2 separate regions of the Mus musculus genome follow, and region 1 is linked to region 2. Evidence: chromatin loops called from intact Hi-C (ENCODE). Cell type or tissue: gastrocnemius. All regions are shown on one strand. Each heading gives the region's core, and the rest is flanking DNA. Links, peaks and the distances in the headings are about the cores only.

Evidence for each region. Peaks named below come from ENCODE experiments on the same cell type or tissue, not always from the same donor. Only the 100,000 strongest peaks of a DNase experiment are listed, where the experiment ranks them.
Region 1: a loop joins it to region 2, with 2.6 times the contacts of the local background. A loop is called at or near these places in 11 of 42 quality-filtered maps.

The regions. Positions count from the first base shown.
Region 1 is chr2:130,166,028-130,176,526 of GRCm38, forward strand. Snrpb (small nuclear ribonucleoprotein B) reads right to left here. Exons shown (of 7, transcript NM_009225.2): 3 at 9,303-9,414; 4 at 7,580-7,732; 5 at 7,009-7,147; 6 at 6,576-6,701; 7 at 5,609-5,916. The coding sequence ends at 5,906. Among named protein-coding and RNA genes, the nearest start is that of Snrpb, 8.1 kb to the right of the region's middle. In gastrocnemius, for the core only: a CTCF peak has its summit at 2,048 (motif pointing left); DNase peaks (open chromatin) are centred at 2,031 and 6,662; H3K4me3 peaks cover 595 bases; H3K27ac peaks cover 2,784 bases.
Region 2 is chr2:129,874,393-129,884,891 of GRCm38, forward strand. Gm39933 (a long non-coding RNA gene) reads right to left here. Exons shown (of 3, transcript XR_866737.2): 3 at 8,091-8,486. Among named protein-coding and RNA genes, the nearest start is that of Gm39933, 17 kb to the right of the region's middle. In gastrocnemius, for the core only: a CTCF peak has its summit at 5,652; a DNase peak (open chromatin) is centred at 5,652.

The sequences.
Region 1 (10,499 bases), core at 1,745-9,744, 290 kb after region 2:
GTCTCTCAGCCTCCCCAATCCCTTCTTAGGACACTCTATCTCACAGGTACCCATCCCACTCCCAGTGAAAGCAAGTGCCACTCTTGGTTCCCTGGCTCCTCTGACTTCAGCTGTGGTTCTCATTTTACTCCTGCATCAGCCATGTGTCCTCGGGACACAGGAGCTATGTGGTGATTCGTTAGTAAGAAATAGCACCAGCGAAGAGCGAAAGTGCAGATTTCTAGAGCAGCTATTATGTCTATGGCTGAGACAGTGTCCAAGGAAGGGCATATTCCCCTGTCCACCATCACCACCAAGCCTGAGAGCCAGGCCAGGCTGGACAAGGAGGCTGTGGCTCAGTATAGAAGCCACTGGGCATCTCATTATCAGAACTTGCTACACATCTGCCAGAGGAAAGCACTACTGAGGAACCTCCTCCCTCAGACCCCATGACACCACCCCCCCAAGTGTGCCAGAGGAAGCTGCCTAGTGCCAGTGCCCGCTGTGCATCACAAAAGCCCCTTTTCCTGCCAAGTTTTGGTGTCAGAGAAATCACCCAGGCTGCAAAGGGACAGTCTCTTCTGACAATGTCTCTCCAGCACCCTCTACTGACAAACCTAAACAACTGTCTTGAGAAGAAAAAAGGGGAGAGTGGATTTGGAGCTGACAGGAAACCTTCCAGCTGTTTTATACAGCAAGACCAGCACCTCTGTATTGAGTGAAAGCTCTCTAGCTTCCTACAGGCACCTGTTCATCTTGTTTCCAGTCGACTATAATGAAGCAGAACGGTATCCCAGACAGTCCATCTCCTCCAGTGATTACCATTACTCAGCATCGCTCATTTGCATATCCGTTCACTTTCCACTAAAATGCAGGCTCCTCCGGGACAGGAGCTTGTTCTGTTCTGTTCGTTCTTGTGGACCCAGCAGAGTTGCCTAGAAACGAATGGTGTCTAGCACACAGTAGGTGCTCAATAAATATACATGCACTGCTTTACATTAGGAGCACATAGCAAGAGCGGACAAATACCAGCCACTATCATCTGGACAGCAACACACTTCCCATGATGGCACTCCTCTTTAGATTGCCCCCAAGATCTCTTGGCTCTTCAATCCCTTTAGGGCTTATGTACACACAGAAATTTATTCATGTCAGAAATATGCAGCACTCAGGATGCTGAGACAGGAAGATGAGCTTGAGGCTACCCTGAAACCAACTCTCCCCACCCCACCCCACCCCCGCTCCCTCCCCTCCTCCTTCCTCCTCCCCCTCCCCTTCTCCCACTCCCTCCCCCCTACACACACACACAAGGGGAACCGGGACTCAGATCAAGAATAAAGCATCACCAGCCCCCTGCAAGTGCTGTGTCAAGTTATCCAGTCCGGCTCCTCCGTCACAGAAGTTAGTTCTTATACATTGTTCATATGTTTTGACTTTGAACTTTGACATTTGTTACTTGACAACTTGTAGAGAAGATTCAAACTGCCATGTGTTGCTGCAGACCCACGGTGTAAGATGCTCCACTGTACAAATATACAAGTTGTCTAATTTAATGTTGATATGTATTTAGGTAGTGTCCAATTTATGAATACGGCTTTGCATGTATTCTCATGTCTGTCTTTTTGAGACTATGTCAACATTTTTCTATCAGGCATATATTTTAGTATGAAAATGCTAAATCATAGAATATGTGTATGCTCAACTTTACTAAAAAATCCCCCACCTAAAACTGACTCTCAGTCTGTTAGTCCAACCCACTCTGTAAGTAAAGCTTAGAGCCCTTAGTAAGGAATTCTGGCAATGCACTTGTTTCTCTTTTGATGCCCAGCTAAACATTGGTTTATTAAACAGAAAGAAAGATATAACATACACAAGAGTAAACAACTCCATAGCTAAGTCTAAAGCTACAGATCTGACTCCTAAAGCAAGGGAAAAAGTGTTATAAGGAAAGTGGAGGGGAAAAAAAGACGAAGAGAGAAATGGAGACAGACACAAACTCCAAGTCCTGGCATCCAGGCCCACACTCGAGGTCCAAGTCTTCTTCACAGAGTGGTGCAATGCTGCCTCCTGGTGGATCTGGACTTTCCAAGTTCATCATTTTAAATGCATCTGATTCTCAAAACTTGGTAATGTACATATTTAAAAGGCTCCAAATGATATTCAGTGTAAATTTCCCCTTTCATTTTGTTCCTCTCAAAGCAGGCTCTTCCCATAAGCAACTCATTCCTGAGATAGATTACTGGTAGGTGCGCCTGGACTCAGCAATTTCCTTACTTCTAACACCAGACTTTAAATCAGAAATACTGCTAATAATTTGGAAAATCCAAAGAAAAGTATTTCCATATACTCTAAGTCATGACTACCTGATTTGTGGTTATTAAAAAGAAATCAAGAATATGAATTTCCCAAAGTGTTCCCACTCCTGGTCTACATTTTAATTATCAAGAAAGTTGATTAAAGTTAATTTCCTTGAAAGTGAGTCCATTTGCCCTGTTACATGTTAGACACAACTGACAGTTTACTAGGTCCTCCTTAGAGGACCAGTGGCAATCATTATAAAGACTCGTCAGCATAGGTGATTATCTCCGCAAACCTTTCCTCAACACAATCGATGACATTAACTTCACAGTGCAAAAGAGAAACAATACATATATAATTTTGCATACCAACTGCCATAGTAGACTTTTTCCTTGATAACTGCCAATTCTAAGGAGGACCTAGTAAACTGTCAGTTGTGTCTAACAATGTAACAGGGCAAATGGACTCACTTTCAAGGAAATTAACTTTAATCAACTTTCTTGATAATTAAAATGTTTACATCCTTTGACTCAAATTCCATTTAATTAGCTAAAGCCATCTCATTGTTAGTGAAAAAAAAATAAGTTAACTGTCCAGTCACAGAGAACTGGTTAATAGTGGTACTTCACTCATCATGTTTATATATAAAGATCTGAGATGTTTTTGACAGCGCAAGCCTGTAATTCCAGCTACTCGGGAATTGGCAAGTGGGGACTAAACTTAAGGTCTGTCTGAATTTAAGTAAATTTAAAGCTAAAGTGGGCAACTTAGACACCGTCTCAAAATAAAGAGGGCTGAGGACATGGCTTCGGCAGTAGAGCAATTACCAACCATGGCCAAGGTCTTCAGGTTCAATCTCCAAGACTGCAACAAAGAGAAGCTCTTTCTGGGCTGCTAAGATGGTTCAACAGGTAAAAGTGCTGGCCAGATGACCCTTTAAGACCAAGGAATGAAACAACCCCCACAAGTTGTTCTCTGACCTCCATGTGCACACCACGGTTCACACTTTCACATATACACACTACATTTAATTTTAAATAATTAAAGGCTAGGCTAAAGACACGGTGCAGCGTTAACAGCACTGGCTGCTCCTGCAAAGGAGTTAGGCTCTGTTCCTAACATCGACAGTGACTCACAAAGGGATATGGCACCTGGTCTGGCCTCTGGAGAAACTGGGCAGGGAGAGTATACTTAGTAACATACACCCGCCAAGATACTCCCACATAAATTATCTTAATATAACCTCTGGAGAAACTGGGCAGGGAGAGTATACTTAGGAACATACACCCGCCAAGATACTCCCACATAAATTATCTTAATATAAAAAAAAATATTTTTGAGTATATAAAAACACAACAAAAAGGAACGAACACCCAGAGAAGTGGCAAGCACTGGATGCTGGGACTCCATTTTCCTTCAAGTCACTGGTTTTGCAAATATTTTTCCCTTCATCCTTTGGTACACTAAATTTCACAATTCTGATGAAGTCCCTGGCAACTTTTGTTGTTGTTGTTGTTGCTTACGCTTTCAGTGTCAAACCTAAAAACCCACCATCATAAATAGTGAATAATGGTTTGTATTCCTTATACTCAGTCTATCTTTTTACCTTTTCTAGATTGTCGAGTGAGGAGAATGGAGTGCAGTAGAGGTCTGTGGTCATTCCTGTCTCAACATTACCTGTTTGAGATGCTTTTTTTAATTACCTTCAAGCTTACCTCCATAGTCCAGGGCGTCTCTCAATTCCCATCTCTATTCAGCCCATGCCTAGATGCAGCTATTGTACTCTACCACAGCTTTGACAGCTACCTAGACCTTAAACATCTTACTTTGAAAATTGTGGCTGTTCAAGACTCCCTGTGGTACACAAAATTAGCATGTTTCTTTTAACTATTCCACTAGACTTAGGAGAATCAAACTCACTTAAGTGGTATAACTCGCTTAATAATCATGTTCCAACCCATCTTTCCTCATTTCCTTTCACAATTTTTCATTTTCAGAAACCTTAGACCTCTTTGATGCCTATTCTTCTGGTTGCTATCTGTGATCACTAACCTTAGTTGTCAACTTGACTAAATTTACAATTAACTAAAAACTGGGTGCACCTGAGGCATTTTTTTTCTTAATAAAATCACTTGACCTGGGAAGACCCACTTTTAATCCAGATCTTTTGAGGTGGAAAGATCCATCTGTAATCTGGGCCTTCTGCTGACAACCTATATAAAGCACATGAAAAACAGAAACTTGCCCTTTGCCTTCTTACTCTTGCTGGCAAGAGAGCCACTTCCTTGGGATTGTGGTGAATACTGAAAACAGACATCCAGCCTTGTGGACTAAACTACTGGATTCTTGGACTTTCTATGGATAGACAGCCGTTGTTGGAGCAGTTGGACAACAGTCTATAAGCCAATCTAATAAACCCCTTCTATAATTCATTTTGTAAGCTCTGTTCTAGAGAACTCAATTCACTATCCCAACTATTAGTTTCCTTTCCAGACTGACACTGGTATAAACTTGTATCCATTTCTACCCTACAACTTTGCTCAATGTGTTCACTCACTGGCTGCCTATGGACTTGCACCTTCCTGGACACACAATCCTATCATCTGCAGTTCCTTACTCTCCTAGCCACACGTCTTCTTCCCACTGCCCTAACTACAGCTTCCAGCACCCAGTGAACAGCCACAGCAGCAGCTTCATGTTGGCTGTGCAGCCACTCCCCACCCTGACAGTGCAGGGAATCAAATCTAGCTTTGCACATATTGGACAAACATTCCATCATTAAGCCACATCCCCCAGCCTTAGCTGAGGGATTTTTATTATTCAGAATTTCCTTCTGTTCCCAGTTTGATCATGAAAGGATAATGGGACTGATCACTGACTCTTCACCCCTGCTAATGTGACTTCAGAACTACCACTGCATGCCAAGAAACCAAACACCTCCATGGTTCACCACTAGTCTTGATGCACTAAGTACCAAGACTTAATGCTGCTCACTATCTCTTCATCCAAACAAACTGGCAATCCCATTACAAACAAGTCTGGTTACAGTATATGCTGTGCGGCCCTGAGACAAAGTTAAACGGAAGCTACCCGCAACCCCTCAAGAGCATTTTCACTTTTAGTGTTTGTTTCATACCCAAGGGATGATATTTATTTCATCAAACTGATCTTTACATTTGGTAGGCAAAAAGCTTCATACTGATTCACCTTTTCTTAGTAATTTTTTTAGTCCCAACAGTAATATACTAGTGGGAAACAGCTAAAAGTAGGATTTAAATTTCCAAGGTAACCTTTTCTAACTATTAGGCACTCAGAAGACAAATGAATATATCAACTGTATGTATAACAGTCTCTTAGTTTATTATAAACCAGCTTCATAGGCCACAGAGAAAAAGGACTATGTACATACAGCCTTTTGGGAAGGAAACAGGCAAGGAGCTGAGGAGAACCAAGATGAGTCTAGGGCCTTGGAGGGCACATTTCCCAGGGAGGGAGCCCTGAAAGGGAAACCAGACAATCCAGGGAGACTCCATGAACTGCATAACAAACAAACAGGTCTGTGGTAACCTGACCCTGGGGAACAGGGTCCACATCGCCTCTGAGCTACTGACATAATGCTGTGTGAAGATCAAAGCAGACCTAAAGCAAGAGAAACAAGTTTTTAGTCAGTGCCTGATCTATAACTCAAGCCCCCAACTTCCCGACTCTGTAAGTAGCTATCAAGTGACTACAGGAACATAGAGAGCTATTTGGAGACATTCCTGAAGCTACGTCTAAAAAAACTACAAATGCAAAAATCAGAGACATAAAAGTAATAAAATTTGACCACTACTTATCTTAAGATCTACTATGAAGACTTCATAGAAAGAACACAGGGCTGGTAGTCAAGATGCCCTCTGGGCTTTCTTTTTTTGGGGGGAGGGGGTGAGAAAGTCTCACAACCTGGCTGACCTCAAAATCAGAGATCTATCTGCCTCCTGAGTCTTGGAATTAAAAGCATAGGCCACCATGACCAGCAAAAGAGATACTCCTAAATTAGTCAAGGGCATCAGACAGTCTCTACTGTGATCTCAGACACCTTCATCTGGGGTGAGCCATGAACACATCTCTGTTCTGGAAACAAAGCCAACCAGTTAAATGCTTACCTCTCCTCGATACTTTCAGGACATAGCTATCCTCCAAGAGCTCACTTCCCTGAATTTGAGGCCCCAAAATGGATGTGGTCTAAAGCAAACCTCCAGTTCCTGCCCTAGTAAATTCTAGGAAAAGCAGCCAAACTCAGTGTTTTAGGCACTTACCTCGCATGCCTGGAGGAGGAGGCCGCATGCCAGGAGGGGGCATGCCCATTGGAGTTCCTCGGCCAGGAGGGAGCCCCATTGGGGGACCCATGGGAGGCCGCATGCCAGGAGGTGGGCCCATCATACCTGGAAGAGAAGAGCTCAGGTGACCTTCTAAAAGATGGAAGGAAACATACAAAGCTGTCTACCAAGTCAGAAGGTCTAGTCCATCCTCTCAGCCTCACAAGCAAAATGGCCCTTGAGCCAGAGTGGAGTTCCTAATGGCTCTTGTCCAGCTAGTTCCCAGTTCAGTCAGCCAGGCTGGATCTCAGAGTAATCCTGCTTAATTACACAGACGCATCATCAGCTTCAGTCAAGGATCTATTTCATCATGAATCCAGCTAAGGCATTGTGTGACTAATTAGTGCTAGTGTCCTTTGATGACGATACTCACCTGGAGGAGGGGCTCCTCGGCCCATAGGTGGAGGAGGACCCCCACGACCAGGTGGGTACTGAGTTGGGGCTCCTGCAATACTGGCTGTGGCTGCAGCGGCAGCAGCTGCAACAGTGCCTCTTCCTTGTGGGGTCATCACCTAAGGAAATATAGAGGAATGAAAGCAATCTTCAGTGCAGCTTCCTACTCTTCTCCCAAACTGCACTGAGCATCATCAAGTCCTAGAGCTACAGCTCATGCCATTACTTTCCATGTACAAGTCTTATGTATCAGGAAGCCTGAGTGCTCAATGTCCAGTCTCTTGGCCTGATATTAATATTAAGGATTCCCAATCCAACTTGGGAAAAGCACTTGTACTTTTAATTAAAACTGGTGACATGGAAAAAGAAATGTCACGGGAACATTCTCCTAATTTCAGTTGACCAGAATACCTTTTGTACATCTCTTCATATAGCAATAACTGATAATCGTGCCATCCACGAGACTGGTCATTCTGGACTCTTCCCCAAGCTGTGGGTTTGCCCTTATCCTTTTGGCTACCAGAAACTAGTATCTTCCTCCAATACCTCACCTGTTGGGATGGCCCTCCAACACCTCGGACTGGCCCAGCAAGTCCTGCAGGAGCCTGGGGCATAGGAACACCAGCCGGGATTCCTCTGCCAGCAGCCCTGCCGATGCCTGGCCCCCCAGCAGCTCCAGCAAGTGGCACTCGGGCAATGCCAGTCTGAAAAAGAGAAAGAAAGATGCTGTAATGCTCAGTGTCTTCAAGAATTCTAAGTACATCTTTGGAATAGCACTGCCTAAACCTCTCAGATCTATAAGGCATATAAACAGCACTAACTGTATAACCTTAACATCATTCCTCCTCCATGCAAAACCAAGAAACCTATCAACCCTTAAAAAACTAGATCTTAAATCTAGAGAAGCCTGTCACTCAATACCTGCATTCATTCCCATGAGAATAAAAGCCGGAGTCAGAGCTCAAGACTCTATTTGTAAACACAGAACTTGAGCTGGCCACAGACACATACATAAGTGACAGTGGCCAAATAATACCTCTTATACACATTTACCAATGAGAAAAGCTGCACTGTAGAGTTTAAAATACCAAAATGAGTGAGATAAACTACTCTGTACTCACTGGAGAGGCTATCTCAAAGTCATCGGCAGATGTAAAGCAAAGCAGGAAGGTAACTGAAAATATTTATAAAAATTAAAGGGAAAGACAATAATTTTTCACGTGTTCCACACCAACCATGTGTGAATAAAAATAAACACAGGAGCTGAAGCTACAACTCTGTGGCAGAGTGCTTACCCAGCATACATGGCACCCTGAGTTAAACCCAAGCATGGCAAAAATTAAAACAGATGCACACACACATAAATACAGGCTAGAAATATTCTCCCGGTTGGCAGTGTCTCAAAGAGAAAACGAATTGGCCAGGTTCTTTTTAAAAGAGCTCTATTTATAAATGTATTTGGTGTTTATAGAACCAAGAACATCTGGGATCAAATGTCAGGTTTACCATTTACTAGCTATGACATCTTGGGTGAGCTAAAACTCAGTTCATTTCATCCATAAGATGAGGTGGTTTTTTGTTTTGTTTTTGTTGTTGTTATTTTGTCTTTTTTTAGAGCTGAGGACCAAACTCAGGGCCTTGCACTTGCTAGGCAAGTGCTCTACCACTGAGCTAAATCCCCAATCCCAGATGGTAATTTTCAAAAAGCAAACTAAAAACCTCTTATAATGATTAAATAAAATCATTAATTTGGAATAGCACTGCCTGTATAACATCCCTGGTGCACAGGTAATAAATAATAATAAATGCTAATATTCTGTAACTACCAAATAAAGCATTCATAAATTCTATTATTTGGAGCTGTTTTATTGTTGTTTTTGTTTTAGACAGGGTCTTATACTATGTAGCCCTGAAATCATAGATCCCCTTGCCTCTACTGGGACTGAAGGCTTGCACCAAAGTACCCAGAAGGACTGTTAATTTTTTTGAGATAATTACAGTTGCCCCTTTCCCTTTCCTCTCCCTTTTTACTAAATGTTGTTGCATACATATACAGAACTGCTGGGTAACCAATATGGCCTCAGGCCATATTGATTAGGATTCCTCTGGGCATGGGCGTTAAAGTCACAAATTCTAGCTGTCTCTCCACTCACTGGCAAGGTAGCTGTTTTAAGATTTCATTTACTATCTGTAAAGGGATGCAAAGCCAGAGTACCTGACAGAGCCTGGCTCTCATAAGGGCCTCCCTTCAACAGGTACTCGGGAAGGACTTACATCTTTGGGAGGAGGTCCTTCTACTGTCATGGAGACCAGGTTCTCCCCTCGAAGCAACACCAGACCAAGGACTCGCTTCTCTTCCCTTTCTGCTTGTTTGGAGTTCTTTGGCCTAAAGTTGAATTTTTAGAAGAAAAATAAGCAAGTTATTAGAAGGTAGGGAACATTAGGTTTACCAAGGTTGGCTGTGTATTACGTAATCTGACAAATAGTATATAAACTTTCTAAAACACGTCAGTACCCCAGGCTAAGTGATCTCACATGAATATAGATAGCTGTTTCCTACCAAGCCAAGTAGACACGAAGACCAGGAAACAGGACAAGCAGCAAGACACCCCAGCCATGGCAAAGATGCTTCCATAGCCAATGGCAAATCCTTTCCTGGCTGTCTCAGCTTCTACCTTGTTTCCTCCCTTCAGCTTTAGACTTCACAGAAAGAGGCAGGCTGAACAATTCTTTATCAGAAGTGAGTGATACTGGCTCCACACCCACGCAGTGTACAATTCAACCTCAAGGCCTACTACAATCCACCCTTCACCTTATATGAGAAACAGACGGAATAAAGGGAAGAGATTCCACACACACACAGGCTGACTTTTCACAAGGGTGACCTCACGCCAGAGCCCACCCCAAACAAACCACCAAAGTCGATGAATGGGATGAGGGTGAACCAGGAAAACTAACTACAAGATGGGAGCAGGAAGCTATAAAGACAAAATGTCCTGATTTTTAAAAAGACAACTTGATTTTATTTTCTTTTTTAGCGCATACTGGCTTGTTAAATAAGCCTATAGTGGCTTTTCATAATGGACACTAATAAGCAGTCAAGCTTTTTTCTCATTAACTTTATTTAAAAAACATTTTTCAACATTTTTTAAACCAGAAAATCAGTTTTGTTTTTAAAATGGAAGTTCCACACTGATCTGCTGGTCCCACTCTAACACCTACCAGGCACTCAGAAATCTCTGCATTTTTATTCTATACTTGATCTTGGGCCACAAAAGAAAACAATCTCAAAAAGAACTTAAGGGAATTCAGTCAGTCCATAATATGAATGCTGCATAGGACAAGAGTGTCATATGACAAGGCTCACCATCTTGCTGAGCCTCAAGATGTCCTGAATATATAAAACAGGACTGAAATAGACCACTTTGTTTAAGGGCCTGAGTTAGCTTGTAACTTACAGAATTGCAGCAA
Region 2 (10,499 bases), core at 1,146-9,145:
TCACTTCAGTCCTAGGTGAGCCCTTGGTGATATGAGGTTCACAAAAGAGCCCCAGCTCTTGCCCGGATAAGCCCTGTGGGGGAGCAGAAGTGAATCAGCTCAGCTGTGGTTTAAGTATAGATCTCAGAGCAGGACAGTGCCTGGTGCTCCCTGACTTCCCGCTCCATAAAATGAGAAAACAGCCTGGCCCATTTAGGAGCTGCATCTGTTGATTTTCCTTTTCCAGACCCAATCAAATAACATGCAAATAGATGCAAGAGGTCCTAAGTCAGGGTACAGCAAACGAGCACAGCATGGCCTGCCTGCTGCAATTACAGTCAACAGCATCTAGGATGTGACCAACATGAGTGATGATTTGCTGTCGGTTGCATAATCACCGAGGGACCAGATGAGGAGACTCAGAAACCTCAACAAGCTGTCTGGGGAGGTGCACTCCCGAGCAGGTGTCTGCTGCACAGGCTCGCTGCATTCAGGAAGCAACACAAAGATGAGGCCGGACTTCTTCCTCAGGCAGGGATGGAGTATCCAGTCATTCTCTGAAGATGTGTATAATAGGTTTGATGTTTCGGGGCTTGGTCCTCCCCGAGGCCACTGGGTAGCTGTGCAAGTTCCAACTAGCCACTTCTCAGTTGTTTTGTCCCCCACCCCCGGCCTCCACAGAGTCCAGAGACAAGGAAGGACAGAAGCCATGAAAGTGTCCTGGGTTGGACTCCTCAGAAGTTGACCTTGAGACAAGGATTCCTGTGAAAGTGACTCAGACGGAATCATTCTCTGGGACAGTGACTTAAGCTGAACCATCCCCGAGAAGTGGAGGGTAGGTGGTTAGAAGTGAAGGAGGGGACCAAGCATGGTGTGCCACTTCCAAATCCTACTTTGGATCTGCTCTGCCAAGGGTCATGCCTTAAAGCCATCACATTTATAGGGCTAGGGCATGGGGGAATAAGACCCCTGTTCACCTCAGTGACTGATGGCAATAAACTGTCTCCCAGGTATGCTTCCCACACACGGGCAAAGCTGGGGCCATCAGGAGATGCATTCTGATTGACTGCATTGAGAGCATTTTGGCAGCTGCTGTGTGCTCTGCACACCATGGCACACAAAGGGTTGTCACTCCCAGAGGGCAAGTGCTTTCCAAGCTGTGAAAAGCTGCACTTGTGTTGGGAGACTCACCTCGCTTCATGAGTCTGTTTCTTCCTGGGAAAGAGATTGCATCAACACACTGGGGTTGGCATGAAGACAGAGCTACTGAGAGCTGCATGTCTTCTGTGGTTCCTGTCTGTTGTACAAGTCTGAATCTGTGCCTACCTGAATGTCCCTGGGTCCCCGTGTCTGTGTGTGTTCATGTGTGTGTGTGTCTGTACTGGCTAGTTTTGTGTCAACTTGACACAGCTGGAGTTATCACAGCGAAAGGAGCTTCAGTCGAGGAAATGCCTCCATGAGATCCAACTGTAAGGCATTTTCTCAATTAGTGATCAAGGGTGAAAGACCCCTTGTGGGTGGGACCATCTCTGGGCTGGTAGTCTTGGGTTCTATAAGAGAGCAGGCTGAGCAAGCCAGTAAGGAACATCCCTCCATGGCCTCTGCATCAGCTCCTGCTTCCTGACCTGCTTGAGTTCCTGTCCTGACTTTCTTGGTGATGAACAGCAGTATGGAAGTGTAAGCCGAATAAACCCATTCCTCCCCAACTTGCTTCTTGGTCATGATGTTTGTGCAGGAATAGAAACCCTGACTAAGACAGTGTCTAACAAAGGGCTTCTGCCCTGTATATATTGAACAGCACAGAAAGCATCACACGGGGAAGAAGTGGGATACTTTATACAAATCTTCAACCGAGTTTTACAAAGAGTTAAGTCGCTGATTCCAACTGGCCCAGATAACAAGCAGTACAAGTATCATTGCTCATCACCGTAGTCATGCTGTCCTCAACACTCAGTTAGGGCTACTCATTTAAAAGGTTGCTTTGAACCTATGTCTGATGTTTTCAGCCAATGATTATCATAACATGCTAACAAACATATATACATTGCTCTCTGGGTCAGGGACATGGAAGAGTACATGGAAGATTATGATTATGTGTTATTAGCCTAGGTTGTAAATCTCATTATGTGGGAAATCCAAGGCAAGTCAGGTTGGTTGTTACATTGTTGTCTTAAAGTCAGTTTTTACATTGTTCTCTTAAAGACAGGTTAAACAAGCCGGTTGAGTACACAGTAGAATATCAGCCTTAAGTCTTATATGATCCTAAAGTATATTAACAGGCTGTAAGAGATTAGACTGGAAGAGATTATAATAATGTATTGCCACATATACTAAGCAGTTTGCACTCTTCTTGCCTCATGCACACAAACACACACACACACACACCCCTCATCTCAGTGCTCACTGTAGATCCCATTCTACGCAGGACACATACACAATCTGTAGGGCCTAGTGCAAAATGAAAATGTACAGTGCTCATCCAAAGAAATACTTTAAGAATTCTAAGACAGCTGCAACAAGGATTAAGCTAAATGTACGATACTTCTAAAGGCAGGACTTTATAAAAGTTTAGATTCTATGCTGGTGAGGCCAGTCCTGTTCTAGGCCATTGCCCTAGTGTCTGAACTCTGGGTCTCCTCTAGGCCCCCAACATGTTCTGTGTTCCTGATTCAGTACTGATTGCATGCAATTAACTGTATTTCTTTTCCTACCAGACTCTAAGTACCAGGGGGAAAGGCTCCCATCTGTCTTGCTTTGGGGATGTCCTAGATGCCTGGCACACAGCATAGCACATCAGGCATTCTATAAATATTTGTCAAACTGGGATTCACTGCACAAATAATTTGTTCAACAAATAAATGTCCCAGAGCTTCTGATATGCCAGCCAGAACTCTCAAAAAATTGATTATATCCATGAACCAAAGACTCCCATAGACTTCCCATTCTAGGAAGAGAGACACCAGACATGTCTTCTGGCAGATTCTGGCAGAAGACGACTCTGGGGGTAGGACGTGAGTATGAGTGGATTGTTTGGGAAGGATAAGGAATGCCCACAGAGGGACTGGAGAAGGCTACTTCTGTTTTCAATGGGGCTGAACTCCAGTGGAGGAATCTAGAGGATTGCAGTAGTTCACTTTATATGTTAACTCGATTGGGTTAATGTCCAGGCAGCTGACAGAGCCTGTTTCTTGATGTGTCTGTGAGGGTGTTTCTGAACATCATCGACCTCACGATTGCTGTTTAAGGGCAGTGAGAAACTAACCAACCAGCCAACCAAAGGAAGAATGGCTCACCTTAACTTGAGCATCACCCTCTGCTCCTGAACGCTGGCACTCCTGTTTTCCCAACAGTCCAGGTCCATTTTGTGTTACTTTTTTTTTTTTTAACCGACTTGCTTTAATCTATAGTCTGGGAGCTAGACAGGGACATGAGGGAAGGGGCGGGATAGGAGTCTAGGAGAGCAAGATGAGCATCATTGTGCTGGCTGCACAAGAGTCTGGAAAAGAATTTTAGCCCTTCACTCTCTTCACTGAAGAAAGACACATAGGAGGAGCTGAGGTGTCTGGTAGAAGTTAACAAGGAAACCACTTCTTTTTTAAACCTGGGTCAACTCCTTGGATGCCATATTGACATATATATTCATATATATTAATATAAAAACATATTTTATTTATTACTTTTATTTTATGTGCATTGGTGATCTGCCTGCAGATATGCAGATATGCCTATGTGAGCATATCGGATCTTGGAGTTACAGACAGTTATGTCAGTTTTTTTTTAAAATGTGTATGTATGTTTTACCTGCATGTGTGTCTATAAACTATGGGCTTTCTGGCGATGGAGGTCAGAAGAGGGCATGAGGTCTGCTGGGATTGGAGTTACAGACAGCTGTGATTCGACATGTGGGTGCTGGGAATAAACCCCTTATTCTGGAAGAGCAGCCAGTGCTCTAAACTGCTGAGCCATCTATCACTCCAGCCCCTCACTCAGTTTTGGGAAATTGTATTTTCCAGAGAACTGATCCATTCTGTCGGGAAGGTTCAGTTTTCAGTTATTCAAGATTATACTTGAACTACTCAGCCATGGCCACAGTACATCAGCAAATGGTTTTTAGTTTGTTTGCTTGTTTGATTGGTTGGTTGTTTTTCCTGTCAGGGATGGGAGCTGTGAGCCTAGTTTCTACTTCTTTATTGCAAGGCTAGCCAGATGTCTACATGATGACAGGGTATAGAAGATGATTAACATGCAAGTGGCATCTCTGTGCTCAAGCTGACACCAGCTCCTTAGGAAAGGAACAAAAACCTCATGTTTATTCACCTGTGATTGCAGATGTCAATATATCCTGGTATGTGGATAAGGGTAGTGTCGATGTTCCTTGATGACTTTTTAGTAGACAATTTTAGAGATACCTTGACACTCTTGAAAAAACGGATTAGTTATTTTATGCTCCCTTATTTAAGCACCATGACCCTATCAAAACCCATATAGCTCGTTGAACTAATGGTAGGCTTATATAGCTTCACAAATCTCTTTTCTGGGAATATCCATTTGAGACTAAGAGCTGTGTGGACTGGACTCTTGAATGGACCCACTATAAAAAGCAGTGCAGCTCTTGGTGACCATGGCGGAAAAGCAGAGAAAAACATGAAGAAATCAGAGGGCAGAATGCAGCATGTGACACAAAGCATGCCTGTTTGTTTATTCATTCATTCACTTTACATCCCAGTATCAGCTCCCCCTCTCCTCCCAGTACCTCCTCACACAGATCCTCCCCTATTCCTCCCTCTCTTTTTCCTTTGAGAAGGGGGAGCCCCACTCTGGGTACCACTCACCCCACATACATCAAGTCACTGCAAGACTAGGTGCATCCTCTCCCACTGAGGGCAGACAAGGCAGTGCAGTTAGTGGAACAGAATTCACAGACAGGCAGACAGGCAGCAGAGTCAGGGAAAGCCCCCTGCCTCAGTTGTTGGGGGACCCACATGAAGTCCAAGCCAAGTTCTGCTACGTATGCACAGGGTGCCTAGGTCCAGCATGTGCTGGCTCTTTGGTTGGTGGTTCAGTCCCTGGGAGACCCCAAGGCTCCAGGTTAGTTGATGCTCTTGGTCTTATTGTGGGGTCCCTATCCCTTCCAGGTCCCACAAGCCTTCCCCCAACTCTTCCTTCCATAAGACTCCTTGAGCTCTGCCTAATGTTTGGCTATGGTCTATGCATTTGTTTCGGTCAACTGCTGGGTGGAGCCTCTCAGAGGACAGTCACAGTAGGCTTTTGTCAGCAAGCATAACTGAGTAGCATCATTAACAGTGTCAGGGATTGGTTCTTGCCCATGGGATGGGTCTCAAGTTGGGCCAGTCATTAGTTGGCCATTTCTTCAGTCTCTGCTTTATCCTTTCCTGCACATCTTGTAGGCAAGACACATTTTGGGTAAAGAGTTTTGTGGGTGGGTTGCTGTCCTTATAGCTCCACGGAGTCCTATATGGCTACAGGAAGTGGCCACTCCAGGATCCATATGCCCCATTTCAATTCCCCGCCCCTGCTCTCCCTACACCTGCTCCCCACCCTCCTCCCTGCCCTACTCCTCTCCCCATGCCTTTTGAAGGCCACCTCGGCTCTGCTTTTCTCCTTGGAGGGGCAAGAGAAACCACTGCATGTGTTTGCCTCCAGCCACCCCTAGGTGGTGCTCTGTTTGTATCTGTTAGTATCACAGTAGGATTCTGAGATGGAGTGTTGTACTCACAGGCTGGCACAGGCACATGCAGGAGGCAGGAGGGTTTTCTTATTTCCATCTCAGGGCAGGGTACTATAGGTGAGATCTGGTGTATCCCTGAACTAATGAAAAGGATTGGGACTTGAAGGCCCTACCTTTCTCTCGCTGTCTGGTTGCCATGACATAAACAGGTTTGTTCCACTCCATTCCCAGTCACCCTGGATGCCTTGTGGCAAATCCAAGGATAATGAAACCTCTAAAATGGTAAACCCAATCTACCTTTTGGTAGCCTCCCACAAGCACAAGCCTGAAGCAGGCTGAGCCAGACCTTGACTTTGTTGTCACTAAGGAGATTACCTAGGGTGGAGCTTGCCTCCCTAGATCACTCTATTCAGCCACTGCTGCTGCTGCTACCTGCTGGAAGTCGGCCTAGCTATTCCGGAGTCTACATGCGATCCTACAATCCTACACTTGGTTACCGGCAGCTGGGCTCCAAGAATGATTTGGCGGGAATGGGCCTCCCCCCTCCTTTATAAAGCGTGTCCACCTTTAAAAATTTGAACCTTGATCAGAACACTGTCTTGGTTCCATCTTTCTCTTGTCTCCTAGTTTCCCTCTCTTTCAGTGCCGGCCTGCTATACAGGTGTACCTGTCCTTGTGAGCCGCTGGACGGCTCACAAACACCTTTCTTCCTTTGAATTTTTTTTTTTTTTCTCTCAGAAACTTTATCACAGTGGTGAGGAGCTGACTAACACAGATGACAAGCATGGCAGCCTCTGAGAGGTCGTGTGAACGCACCCCTGTTCACGCATGCACATTGTAGATAGCAAGAAGCCAGTCTGTGCAACAGAGTAAAGAAGTGACTCACGGCCGCCCAGAGACCAGTGCAGAGACTTGAACAAGTAATGTGGGTCCCTAAGGAGTCCCTCCTCTCTCATAAGGAGCCAGGACTGAGTAGCGTGAAGCTAGTGTGTGCTGCTCTGCCCCTCTCCACTCCTCATCAAATGCCCAAACTACTCCATTAATACTGTGCGGGCGGTAAGGTAAAAACCACTGTGTCAACATTTGACATGGAAATGTCTATGATCGGGTGTCTAAAAATGAACAGAAAGAAACAGGGTAGACAGTGCAGTTTTTTGTTGCCCGCGAAGTGGTGCACAGAGCAAGTCTGCTTAGGACTCTCATATTTTATTAATACCTGACATTTTTGTGGTTTGGAGGGTGTGGATCTTTATTTCTTTTTTCTTTTTGGCCAGGGTTAGTGGTGATAGTTTATATCACGGAACAAAGTGGGGGCGTTAGAAGGAATTCTGTGTAAGGATAGATATGCGACTTGGAGTCTGAAGCCAAAACTGGCATTAGAGCTCCATTTGCGCCCACTTAGCAGATAACCAAGATGTTTAGACCAGGAGCGTTTTAAACTCTTTACACTCAAGACTGCTTTGGGGGCTTCACTGGGTTAAGGTGCTTGCTGCCAAGCCCTGACAGCCCGAGTTCAAACCCCAGGACCTTCATGGTGGAAGGAGAGAACTTACTCCCTCGGGTGGTCCTATAACTTCAATGTGAGTTTATTTGAATCTGTGTAGGTTCTGGACTGCAAGAGCAGTCAGTGTCCCTACCTACTGAGCAGTGTCCCAACTGCTTTCCAGCCCCTGGAGTTAATTTAGAATTAATTCATTACTATACATACTCTTTTACCATCATCACAGAGTGTGTGTGTTCACAGCCAAAGCTTCACTATTGTTGCATGTTGTAACAAAAACAAACACTGCTACTTTCTTTACATGTCTGGTTTTCAAGTTAGTTTTGGATGGTATACATTCAGAAGGTTCTTTCTGTTGCCCAAATCTCCATGATAGCCACACTCATTTTCATCATCCATAGGTAAAGGGGTTTAGTCCTAAATAGTCTTATTTACATCTCAAAGCCCAGAAGGTCCCACCCACCCACCAAACCTTTGACCCAAAGTTTGTCCTGCCTACAAGTGCAGGGACAAAGACAGAGCAGAGAATGAAGGAATGGCCAAGCAATGACTGGCCCAATTTGAAACCCATCCCACGAGCAAGAACCAATCCCTGAAACTATTAATGGTACTCTGTTTTGCTTGCAGACAAGAGACTAGCATAACAGTCCTCTGAGAGGCTCCACCCAGCAGCTGACTGAAACAGATGCATAGACCACAGCCAAACATTAGACAGAGCTCAGGGAGTCTTATGGAGGGAAGAGTTGGAGGAAGGACTGAGGGCCCTGGAGGGGATAGGGACCCCACAGTAAGACCAAGAGCATCAACTAACCTGGAGCCTTGGGGTCTCTCAGAGACTGAACCACCAACCAAAGAGCCAGCACATGCTGGACCTAGGCCCCCTGCACATATGTAACAGTTCATCTTGGTCTTCATGCGGGTCCTCCCTCTAACAAATGGAGTGGGGCTGTCCCTGACTCTGTTACCTGCCTGTGGATCCTGTTTCCCTAATTGGCCTCTGTGCTGATATGGAACTCAAGTTGTGATGTTTGCAACTTCAAGCAGTAGCCCAAGAGCAAGTGCAACAGCTTCTGAAACCAAGGAAAACTGCAGAAGACGATGCCCACGTCACGGCACGAGTCAGTCAGTCCAGCATACTCTCCACAGCTCTCTCTGGATCCTTTGCAGTTAAGTGTGGTGCTGTGACCCATTTCTGGCTAAGCCAAAGTCTTCCAAGTTGAGTGTTAGGTAAGGGTAATGATTTTGGACACTTGTTTATCCATCCATTCTGCCTTGAACAGAGATGTATTGGATAGCATAGTGGCAGCCATCTTAGAACTATGAGGAAAAGATCAAGAAAACAGATTATTTCCTTACATAGTTGAGCTGCTGATTAAGAACCATCTACCTTTGACCTTGTGATATCATCTAATAAATCCCTGCTGGTTTATTCTAGATTGTTTTTAAAATATTTTATTTTAACCGTGTGTTATGTGTATACATGTCTGTGTACATATGTGCACATATTTGATAAAATGTTGGTACCTGCCGAGGCCAGAGGCACCCATCCCCTTGAAACAGAAGTTACAGGGCCTTGTACATCTAGGCAAGTGTGATACCAACTCAGCCACACTCCTAGTTGCACACTAGCTTAGTGTAATCTGGCTGCAGTTATACCATTGCCTGCATAATACATCATTGCTGTCAAATCATGACTGTCAAATGACACATTGTTATTTCAATTGACCAATTTTTAATGTTAGCAAAATGATAGGTTTTGTTATGGTATGTTCATACATACATACATACATGTCCTCATACCTTCATTTCACCCATCCTCCATTTCCCTCCGTCTCTGCTAAAACCTTCATTTTACAACCCCCCCCCCCATCTCCTCTGTACTGCTCTTCTTGGTCCTGTCAGTCATTAGAAGGGCAGCTCTTGAAGAGCCTGTTTATTGCAACACCACACTCTTCTCTGCAGCCCTTGCCCGGAATACTGGTTTCAAATGCAAAGGTGTTCCCATGGAGACCAACTGGCACAATCCTCCCTCGCACTCCTACCACTCTGGGATTCAGAGACCCTCCTCCAAAGCAGCTCCATCTAGTCCCTCTGGAGCCTGGGGAGGAGGGAATCGGGCTTGCCATGACCACTAATGTGGTAGGTGCGGTGGACGCTGTTTCACAGCCCCTTGGCACCAAGCAGCTGAGCAGCAGTGAGAGCACTGAGCTGGTGACTGTCCCACGGTAGCCACCAGCTGCATCCACAAGCCACCTGGAGCTATAAATACTCCTCCTCTTCCTCTTTCTCTTCCTCTTCTTCCCCCTCCCCTCCCCTCTTCCTCCTCCTCCTCTTCTTTTCTTCTTCTTCTTCTTCTTCTTCTTCTTCTTCTTCTTCTTCTTCTTCTTCTTCTTCTTCTTCTTCTTCTTCTTCTTCCTCCTCCTCCTCCTCCTCCTCCTCCTCCTCCTCCTCCTCCTCCTCCTCCTCCTCCTCCTTCTTCTTCTTCTTCTTCTTCTTCTTCTTCTTCTTCTTCCTCATGCATGCAGCATTTTAAAAGATTATTTCCTAACTTATTTGTTAGGCTACATACAATGTAATAGATTTCCCTATGGCATTTCCATCATACATCTGTATTTGGGAACTAAAGTTCTCAGAAAAAAAGTTGGGTCTTTCAGTGAACCCTCTGCAAAAGTGATTGATTGATTGATTGATTGATTGATTAGAATGTCATTCACTGAGGAGACTTTGAAATGTTGCAAGTCTAGAGCCTAATTATCCTGGGCATCTTTAGTTCCCTTAATAGCCATTTATTGCCCTCCTCTGTGTACCTGACATAGCAGTTTTGTGACATTAGGCAAATCCTTTGGAATTAGGCAAATCCTTTGGAATGTACCGAGCACCAGTTTCTAACCAACCCCAAAGCTAAAACTGTCATCAGAGAGCGCCCGAGGCCAGAGCAGAGCTTCTCATGCTTTACCTTAACCTCCCTGCTTAGTGTCCCACCTGTGTATGTGGCAAACTCCTTGATTTATGACTCTCTTTGTTCTGTTGCTATTAGAAGTTCATGAAACTGCTGACATGCTAGAACATGGAATTTGGTGCCTAGTGGTTTGAATAGGAATGTTCTCTATAGGGTCAGATGAACACTTGGTTCCCAGTTGGTAGTGATGTTCAAGGAAAGTTTGGGAAGGGCAGCCTGATGGAAGGAAGTATGTCTCTGGAGGGGACCTATGGGATGGTAAAGACTCCCCACCATTTCCAGTTTCTTATCTGTCCTTTATGCTGGTGGTAAAGAATGCATCCTCTCAGCTTCTTGCTCTGGCCACCATGTTGCTTCTTCATATCATAGAC